2 separate regions of the Homo sapiens genome follow, and region 1 is linked to region 2. A link is a loop called in an ENCODE intact Hi-C map of the cell type or tissue named here. Cell type or tissue: B cell. All regions are shown on one strand.

Evidence for each region. Peaks named below come from ENCODE experiments on the same cell type or tissue, not always from the same donor. Only the 100,000 strongest peaks of a DNase experiment are listed, where the experiment ranks them.
Region 1: a loop joins it to region 2, with 2.1 times the contacts of the local background. A loop is called at or near these places in 4 of 110 quality-filtered maps.

What each region holds. Positions count from the first base shown.
Region 1 is chr6:25,467,245-25,472,244 of GRCh38, forward strand. It overlaps CARMIL1 (capping protein regulator and myosin 1 linker 1), which reads left to right. Exons shown (of 37, transcript NM_017640.6): 10 at 3,925-4,013. Among named protein-coding and RNA genes, the nearest start is that of SCGN, 180 kb to the right of the region's middle. In B cell, CTCF peaks have their summits at 2,782 and 2,986; no DNase peak of the experiment used is centred here.
Region 2 is chr6:25,385,417-25,390,416 of GRCh38, forward strand. All of the region lies in intron 2 of CARMIL1 (capping protein regulator and myosin 1 linker 1), which reads left to right. The region is part of intron 1 of LOC124901281 (a long non-coding RNA gene); the gene reads right to left. Among named protein-coding and RNA genes, the nearest start is that of CARMIL1, 110 kb to the left of the region's middle. In B cell, no CTCF peak of the experiment used is centred here; a DNase peak (open chromatin) is centred at 2,295; H3K4me3 peaks cover 1,140 bases; H3K27ac peaks cover 1,434 bases.

The sequences.
Region 1 (5,000 bases), 82 kb after region 2:
TTATGGGAGACCTAAGAATAGAAGTCCCTTGTTTGCTGCTTGCTGGGATGGGACCATTTCCAGGACTGAGCCAGCAAAGAGTACAGGTGGGAAAGAGGAGCCACTGGAGGAATGAGAAGGAGATTAGTCCAGGGATTGTGGGAACAGAGAGAACAATGGTTTGCTACCATGTCAGTTTTTCTGGCTCATTCAAACATTTACATAAGCTTGTGAATTTCAAAATGGGGCCTCAAGAGGGTTTCAAGAAGGTTGTGGATATCTCACTTTTGGAGAGTGTCCCAACCTGCAATTACAGGAAGGTGTCCAGGCAATTGCTGCTGCCATTCTGTCATTATTCCTCCCAGGTATCATCTCCTTTCAGCTGCCTTAGATGTTTAGGACATAAAATATGTACCTAATCATTTCAGTCCTGGCAAAACAAACCATGTAAGTGCTAGTATGCTTTCTTGGGTGTCCTGGGATGGAAGGAAGTGGAGTGACAGGATGTGAGGGCTGCTTATGCCACTTTTCTGTTAACTGAGATTTAAACACAAAAATACAGTTTGCATATATTTTTAATATTTGGTATTTTAAAATGAAGTGATCTTTGTGGATATTACTCTACAGGTCTTCAAAAAGAATACTAAATTCTTGATGTTTTTTACCCAAAGTTAAAAAGAAATGATACTTCCCCTTTTGATTGGTACTGAAGTGGGCAGTCTCAGAGCACTGTCTAACATTGGGTTTATTCAAAGAAAAGGACAATGTGAAGAAGCACATCTTTGGATTTTGTAAACATGAAGTGCAAGGGCAAAAATAAGTGGCTGCTTCTCAAGTTATATGAGCTCTCTGGGTTAAGATTGTTCCTAGTCCAATAAAAGCCTCCTGTGCTAAGGTGCCACAGGAAAAATATGACTTTATGTTGATCTTATGAAGCAAATTAGCAATCACTATTTCTAATTTGAGTCAAGGATTTTTAAAAAAAAAAATGGTACCGAATATGCAATTAGGACCATGTTTTTGGCCAACATTCTTGATTCATTAAAAAAAACAGCAGAATTGGGGTCTTGCTCAGCTTCTTCTGTTTTGCAATTCAGGCAAATTGGTGAGCATCTTTTTTTAGTCTTTAGGGAATGACATGCTGGCACCAGATAATGTATACGGTTTCTTTCAGTTCTAAAGTTCCATTTTTTAAAAATTATTTTACTTTGCAATAGTTCATTTATTACTCTATAGTGATTCTAGTTTTTGTTGTTTACATTCCATTTTTAACTGAGTGCAAGCTCCTGGAGAGCCACTGTATCCAGTTTTTAAAAAATTTCCTAAACTGATGCACGTAGTGCTGCACATGCTGTAGACATTTGGATAACACTGTTGGAATTATCACATTATACTTAGTAGCTAGGTTTGAGTGTGTCTCCCTTTAAAAGTTTCATTTCCTTATATTCATCCCTGTAGAAAATGATGCTTTTAATGTACTTGGCACTCAATAAAAATTAGTAGAATTAATTTAATCATGAATGATTTGTTACACGTCTCCCCTACTGGCATTTTAAAGAAAAGTTGGAGACACTTTCATACATTTTCCTTAATAAATTTGTATTACAGTATTTATACCCCAATGAGCTATAAATCTTCAAAGCATTATGGTAAATTACTTTTCCGGGTGCACTGCAAGGTAGCCCAGAAATGGTAATGATCCCAAGAATTATTTCTGGTTATTAGGATAATCGCTGCAAAAACATTATCTAAGTAATCACTTTTTATCATGACAACACAGAATAAGACCAATTCCTTTGTATGTACATTGTGAGATAAAGAATTATACTGATAAGGGTGTCACCATTTTGAATATCATCACTGTCAGCATAATGTAAATTGTAGGCATCAGGTCAATTGGAATTAATTTTTCTCTTTCCTCCTAAATCAGTGGGACACATTAGAAACCCAGCAATAGTGTAAAAGTGGCATTATAGACAGAATGGAATCAAACAGCAAATAAGAATTATGAGAGCCTTACATGCTGTGGTACTTGGGGTGTATCCAAGTTAGGTTTTCTTAAAAATACTTGGCTAGAGAACTTGTGCCACATTCAGACTGTGTTCCAATTATGGTTAATCCAGTTGGGTATTTGTGATCTGATAAGTCAAAGTACTGTAATATTTTTATGTGCTATTTTAAGAAAAGAAAGTGCTTTGATATTATATGCTGTGGCACATAGAACATGCCTTCTTTCTCTCACTCTTTTTTCTAAATATCATGAAGTATTTAATACAGCCTAGGTTGCAAGGAGAATTTTAAAATCACTTTGTGTGTGTGTGTGTGTATGTGTATGTGTGTGTTTGCATGTGTGAAACGGGGTCTCACTCTGTGGCCCAGGCTGGGATGCAGTGGTGCGATGACGGTTCAATGCAGCCTCGACATCCTGGGCTCAAGTGATCCTCCCACCTTACCCTCCTGAGTAGCTGGGACTGCAGGCGTGCGCAGTCTGGGACCCCACCCCACTACTTTTTGTATATTTTGTAGACATGGAATTTCACCATGTTCCCAAGGCTGGTCTTGAACTCTTGAGCTCAAGTAATCTGCCTTCCTCAGTTTCCCAAAGTTCTGGGATTACAGGCACAAGCCAAAATGACTTTTTAATGTATAAGTAATATTAAGGTCAAGAACCACTTTAAATTAGTTTTGGAATGAAGCAGGTTATAAATATAAAAACATTAATAAAGAAAAAAATGCCCAATTCTACCACCAGGGCACAACTCTTCATTTTTCACTGTCCCCTGAAAATTTTGTTATAAGTTACTCATTTTAATTGTTGTAATCTTGTTTAACATATATGCATAATAGTTATATAACTACATAATGGTTTTTTTGACATTTTTTATTACATGAGACATGTTTATTAACATGAGACAATTATTTATTAAGCTTTTTCCTATTATTAGGTTGTTTCCCACTTTATCCTATTTATGCTCCAGTAGGAACATCCTAATACCAGTTAGTGTTCATCAAGTACTTATTTAGCCTTCCTATTAAGTTTATGACATCTTTAAACCTTAATTTTCTTATCTATGAAAATGGAATAATAATCTTTAATGGTTTTATAATGAAATACACATAGAGGGCTTAACTCAGTGCCTGGCACATGGTGAGAACTCTGCAAAGATATTTTCAACATCATTATCATAATCACTAACACTTAGTCTTCAGCTCTCCATTTTGAATGTCACTTTCTTTGGGAAGTCCTCTAAGTTTCATGAGCCTGGATTAGGTGCACCTATATGTATGCATAGCACTACCAAAATGGTCTTTTTATTATTTTATCATAATTGTATATTTTTATCATTTCATTCAGGCTGCTATAACAAAGTGCCATAGATTGGGTAGCTTATAAATAACAGGTTTATTTTCCAGTTCTTGAGGCAGAGAAGTCCAAGATCAAGGCTCCAGCAGACTTGGTGTCTGGTGAGGGCACAGTTTCTTGTTCACAGGTGGTGCCTTTTAGCTGTGTCTTTACTAAGTGGAAGGGGCAAGATAGCTCTCTGGGGCCTCTTTTACGAAAGCACTAATTCCTTCATGAGGGCCCCACCATCATGACCTAGTCAGTTCCCAAAGGCACCTAATTGCTAATGCTATCACAGTGGGGAAATTAGGTTTTTAACTGTGAATTTTGGGAGGTCGGGGGACACAAACTCTGACCATAGCATTCTTCTTGTCTGTTTCCCCTGCTGGATGGCACACTCTTGAAGGCCGGGACTTTCTCCTTTATATCATTGTATTTCCAGGATCTTCATCACGATGGTGCGTAGTAGTAGATGCTCATTCAAGGTTTATTGAATGAGTGAATGTTTTACTTAATTAAAACTTTGCATTGCATAGATTTATAACAATAAAGTTTTTCTTCTTTAGAGTTATGGAATAGTCAAAGAATGTTTTCTGTTACAGTCCACTGATGTCTGTGAACAGATCTTGAGGGTGGTGAGTAGGTCCAATCGACTGGAAGAATTGGTGTTGGAAAATGCTGGACTTAGAACGTGAGTATTTTCCTGAATATATAAATATGTTGCTTTAAAACTCTGTGCCATTTGCTCTTCTAATTAATTCATAGTTTTTTTTTTTTTTAATTGGGCTGATCACATATACAGCAATGTTTTTCCTTCTGGGAAAAAAATATCCCTATAATTGCCATCATCATGAAGGCTAAGAATTTGGTAACATCTCTTGATAACGGTGTCACTTGATATTTTTGAGAGTACATAGTATAGTTTTTAAGAGCATGGATCCTTGAGCCAGATGTCTCCTGGCCTTGCACAAGTTGTTTACGCTTTCTGTGCCTCATTCTCTTCACTCTTAAAATGGGGATAATAATAATGCCTATTTTATAGAATTAAAATTGCTAGGGTAAATGAATTAATATATTTAAAGTACTTGGCAAAGTGCCTTTTACTCTGTAGATGGTATATGTAGGTTTAATTATTATCGTTACTGGTGGTCATAGTGATAACATATTTCATATGACTTTACTGCTTTGCTTTGATCAGTTTTAGTCATTTTTTCTCCCTTTTCAGGTTAACACTTGCATAGTCTTTATCTAGTGGTTTAGTAGTCACTACCTAAGCCTACTGTTAAGAGCATAAGAGTTAGAACCTAGTAGAATAAAGATTTTACTGCTAAGTGAGGAGGGTTGACAGTTTCATAATCATAGCACTTAGTACATTATTTGAAGTTAAACATAACTAAAACAGTGGTTTTAATTTTTGCCAAAATGTAGCACTAGCAATTGTAACCTTTAAACTTAATAATTAGTGTAATCAGTTTTGCATTCACAATTGCATGGAATGAGAAATAAGATGTGGTGAATACTATAATTTTCATGAAAAGCAGGTTCAATCCAGGATTTTTTTTTTTTTTAAATTATGGAGGGGCCAGAAAGTACTGTTAATAGCACACAACAGAGTGCCTTTAAAGGGGCAATTGTATATTTTCTTTTTGCTTTTGGCCAATCAGAATGAACCGTTTTC
Region 2 (5,000 bases):
TTCAGGGAGTGAGGACTGGAGACAGAGTAGATAAGTGAGAATGCTGAGGGGCCTAATGATTCGTTCATGCATTTCATTTAGTAAACATTTATTGAGCACTTACTATGGACCATGCCCTGTTATAGTCATTTGGAATTTATTTTCACATAGATAAACAGAAGAGATAAATAGTAGTAGCTTTTTTGGGATAAATAGATACCAAATAAATCACAGTGTTCGCTTTGATCATGACAAACTTTTGAATACATGTTTTCTAGAGTTATATATTGATTTGGTGGTATTTTTATTTTGGATTTGGATCAGTCAGCACTAACATAAAAAATGGCCTCTTTCATGGTGCAAATTAGTAAGGCTTCACTTTCAGCTCTTGAATTTTTCCAAGACTCATTATTCCAGTCTGTAGATTATTCTGAGCCTTAGACTCTCATTTTCTGCTCATTAGCACCTCAAAGAATGGAGAGGAAGGAAGAGAGAGAAACTTCAGTCTGACTTGCTACTTGTTAGAAGATTTGGTAAAGAAGGTGATGAAATTAATATTTAGTTTTCAAAATCAGGTTACAGATTGTTTTTGGGCTTGTTCTTGCCTGCAGTTCTTGCTTTCTCTCAACCATAGCTAACTTGCTGTCTGGATACATCCGAGTGTATTTGCCTCATGCACAATGAAGGGTAGGATTAACCTTGGAAATTTGCTGTGGGCAAATAGCCCAAGAATTAATACATTTAATAATACATTTAATTATTTTACCAATCACACTGGTTATTTGCAGTGTCAAAGCAGTTACCTTGGTATGATATAAGGACATGGAATTAATTTTGTTGTTTATAATCTTTGTGTGTGTGTGGGGTGGGTGGTGAGGACGGAATCTTGCTCTGTCGCCCAGGCTGGAGTGCAGAGGCTCAATCTTGGCTCACTGCAACCTCCACCTCACAGATTCAAGTGATCCTCCTGCCTCAGCCTTCCAGGTAGCTGGGATTACAGGTGTCTGCCACCACACCTGGCTAACTTTTTGTGTTTTTAGTAGAGATGGGGTTTCACCATGTTGGTGAAACTGCTGACCTCAAGTGATCCACCTACCTCAGCCTCCCAAAGTGCTGGGATTACAGGCCTGAGCCACCATGCCTGGCTTGTTGTTTGTAATCTGATATCTTGCTACTTGAACTTTGTTAGTATGGTTTAGGAGTAGGAACTTTAAAATGAAAACGAACACCGCCCAGGACGTTGAAGAAATAACTGTACCCACTTCATAGGGTTGTCAGGAGGGTTAAATGAGTTAATATAAGCAAAGACTAAGGTCCAGCACATAGTAAATGTCATATAAACACTGGTCATTTTTATTGATTTTACTTTGAAAGTCAATTAGAATTTGCATGAAAGTAACAAGCAATAGGTGAAAATCATGATAGTACTAGATAATACAAGACATCATGAGGCCGGCTGTGGTGGCTCATGCCTGTAATCCTAGCACTTTGGGAGGCTGAGGTGGGCGTATCACCTGAGGTCAGGAGTTCAAGACCAGCCTGGCCAACAACATGGTGAAACCCCATCTCCACAAAAATACAAAAATTAGCCAGGCATGATGGCCGGTGCCTGTAATCTCAGCTACTTAGGAGCCTGAGGCGGGAGAATCGTTTGAACCTGCGAGGCCGAGATCGCACCATTGCACTCCAGCCTGGGTGACAGAGTGAGACTCTGTCTCCAAAAAAAAAAAAAAAAAAATCACAACAGACTAGATAACACTCTATGATGTCACCTTTTACTTCACTAAGAACACATTTAATGTACAGACTATATGCATTTTTAAATGCTCTGGTTCAAGGAAAGTTAAAAGTGTTTATAGTTATAGGTCTACATTTGAGAAATACTTGTTATGAACTGAGGAACAGGCAAATCCAGCATTTGGGCCACAACTTTTCTTTGATAGTTCCCCAGATAATAGGCTGAAGAGCATATGCAGAGATATAAAAGTCAATGAATAAGTGAATAGCTGAATCTGTTGAACACTATGCTCACAGTTTCTAGTTCAAGACAAATGAAACATTAACATAAGTTGTTCTGAATTTTCTAAGTGAAGAATTCTACCCTTCTTTAAGTTAAAAGATTTATAACCTTTTCAATAGCAGTATATATTCTGCAATTCAGCAGCTTTTCTTTCTGTGATTTTGAAGACCATCTTTTGAAGATGCAGAATTTAGAATTCCTACTTGGGGGCATTTCTTCAATTCAGTGAGCCATTCATGAGATTCAACCAATGGAAACATTAAACACAATGAGTGTGAGGAACTGAAAGTGCTTTGTTTTTTGGTTGCAGTGACTTCTAATTGAAGCAAACCAGCTATACATGTGGATGGTCATGACTTTATAATTACAATTAAAATATTTTCAGTAGAAGACTGAGGCCTCAGGGAAAGCATCGTATGAAATAGAGAATAATCACCAGATGCAACTATGGGCCCCTTTTCCGAGTGGGTAATGATTTCTTTGCCTCTAGCTGTGAGTTGGCAAATGGACTCTGTCATTTTGGGTATCTGTTGGAAGAAAGAAAAGGAAGGAACAGAACGATGAGAGAAACAGTTCATAAGAAAAAAAGAGAAAAAGATCTTGAGCAGATAGGCAAGTAGAAGTAAAAATCCTCACTGTTTGAGGCCTCCAGACCTTGTTGAACCATGTTACTATTGTAGCATTACACCTGCAATGTGTCTGCAGGTGTTCTGGATGTTTTGAAACTCATTTGATGTAGAAGCGTTTCTTGATGTCAAGTTATGTTGGATTTGGCATCATTATTCTCTCTACAACAGTAGAGTAAAGGCTGGAGAGTATTGAAAGGCTAATTTTTTTTGGTGATGTCTGCCTTAGTTAAAATAGCTACTATTAGGTGATAGAAATGAAGGTATTTAGCACACACAACAGTTTTATTATGTTTTGTCTTTTAGATGTGGATTTCTCTACTTTTTTTGTTTTGTTTTGTTTGAGATGAAGTCTCGCTCTGTCGCCCAGGCTGGAGTGCAGTGGAGCGATCTCAGCTCACTGCAACCTCCGCCTCCCGGGTTCAAGCAATTCTGCCTCAGCCTCCTGAGTAGCTGGGATTACAGGCAGGCGCCACCATGCCTGGCTAATTTTTCTGTATTTTTAGTAGAGACGGGGTTTCACCATGTTGGCCAGGCTGGTCTCAAACTCCTGACCTTGTGATCCACCTGCCTTGGCCTCCCAAAGTGCTGGGATTACAGGCATAAGCCACCGCACCTGGCCTTTTTTTATTTTATTTTATTTTAAGAGACAGGGTGTTGCTCTGTCATCTAGGCTGGAGTGCAATGGCATGATCATAGCTCACTGCAGCCTGCAACTCCTGGGCTCAAACAATCCTTTCACCCCAGCCTCTCAAAGTGTAGCAGCTGGGACTATAGGCACAGACCACCACACCCAGCACATTTTTACAATTTTTTTGTAACAAAAAAGGGAGGCTTCTTTTTGTTGCCCAGGCTGGTCTTGAATTCATGGCCTCAAGCGATCTTCCTGTGTCGGCCTCCAAAAGTGCTGAGATTACAGACATGAGCCACCACACCTGGCCTCTACTTAACAGGCACTACCAAGAAAGTAGGAATGACTGCCCTAAGGGGAATTAGCTTTTACTCCTTACTGATGGGGATTTCCTGCCTCCACTACTAGAGAAACCCACATTTCCATGTTTTACGTTCAGTACTCACCAAACATTTCCAAGTGCCTGGCACTGTGCTTGTCTCATCCACAGATGCTCTGCCAGTAGAAAATGGAATGGTTTTAATTGAGAAGACATGAGGAGGACTTCTATTTCTTAATTGGAGTCTATAAGCAAACTTCAAAAGAATCTTTCAGCTTCTCATTGGTTTAAAAATTATGACACTGTCTATTATATGTTTTGCATAACTTTAAATCTTCTTTTAGTCATATTGTATTGTTTTCTTTTTTGAGATTTGGGGGGGTCTTGCTGTGTTGCCCAGGCTGCCCTTGAACTCCTGGACTCAAGCTATCCTCCTGCCTCAGCCTCCCAAGAAGCTGGGGATACAGGCATGTGGCATAGTCAAATTGTTTTGCAAAAGTGTTAGCTGCTTGAGATTTTAGGCAGATTGGAAGGTGTCGATCACTTCTTTTCTCCAAAGTGTAAAATGGAATAATTGCTGGAATTGGATGTCAGTTTGTTTTTATTCTAGACACTATGAAACATGACTAATGATGCCAGGAATACTTGAGTCAGCATGTGAAAAGGAAAAAGCAATGAGTTGTTTCTGCCCAGTGATCAGAGCCAATTAAGCAGGGTAAGGCAAGCTAATGTTGGTGTGGGCCGCAGCAATGAAGATTTTGTCTGTCTTGTTCTGTATGTGTAGGACTCATGATAATTACAAGAGGGCATGCAATATCAGCAGAATACAGTTTAGGAATGAAGAATCAGGAGACACTGAGTTTCCTGCCTAGGAAAATTTTCTGTGTGAGACTAGCCACTGGTGTTGAACTATGTGCTAGGAAGCATTTTACTCTATTGTTATACATTATGAACTAATCATCTGTTTAAGATTTTTCTGGTGGCAATTGCCTAGTTTAAAAAAACAAACAGATTTTAAAACATTGCAAAAGTGAAGTATTGCAAAAATAATAATGCTTTCCTAGATGCACCATGAACTTCTTCCTGAAATTAGTTGTGATTAGGCAGCTCACTGCCCTTTCACATGTGCTATTTTGAGATCTCATTATTTGGTGCTATAATGATTGATTTTGCTAATATATGTTAGTAAATTTGTTGCCAAGTTTCTCTTAAGCCTCTGGAATATGGCTATTATTGACATTACCTGGTAATTTTTTAAAAATAATTTTTTCTAGACATATATAGGTACACATATATATTTACATATATATATATATATATATATATATATTTTTTTTTTTTTTTTTTTGAGACAGGGTCTCAGTCTGTCACCCAGGTTGGAGTACAGCAGCACAGTCTTGGCTCATTGCAACCTCTGCCTCTTGG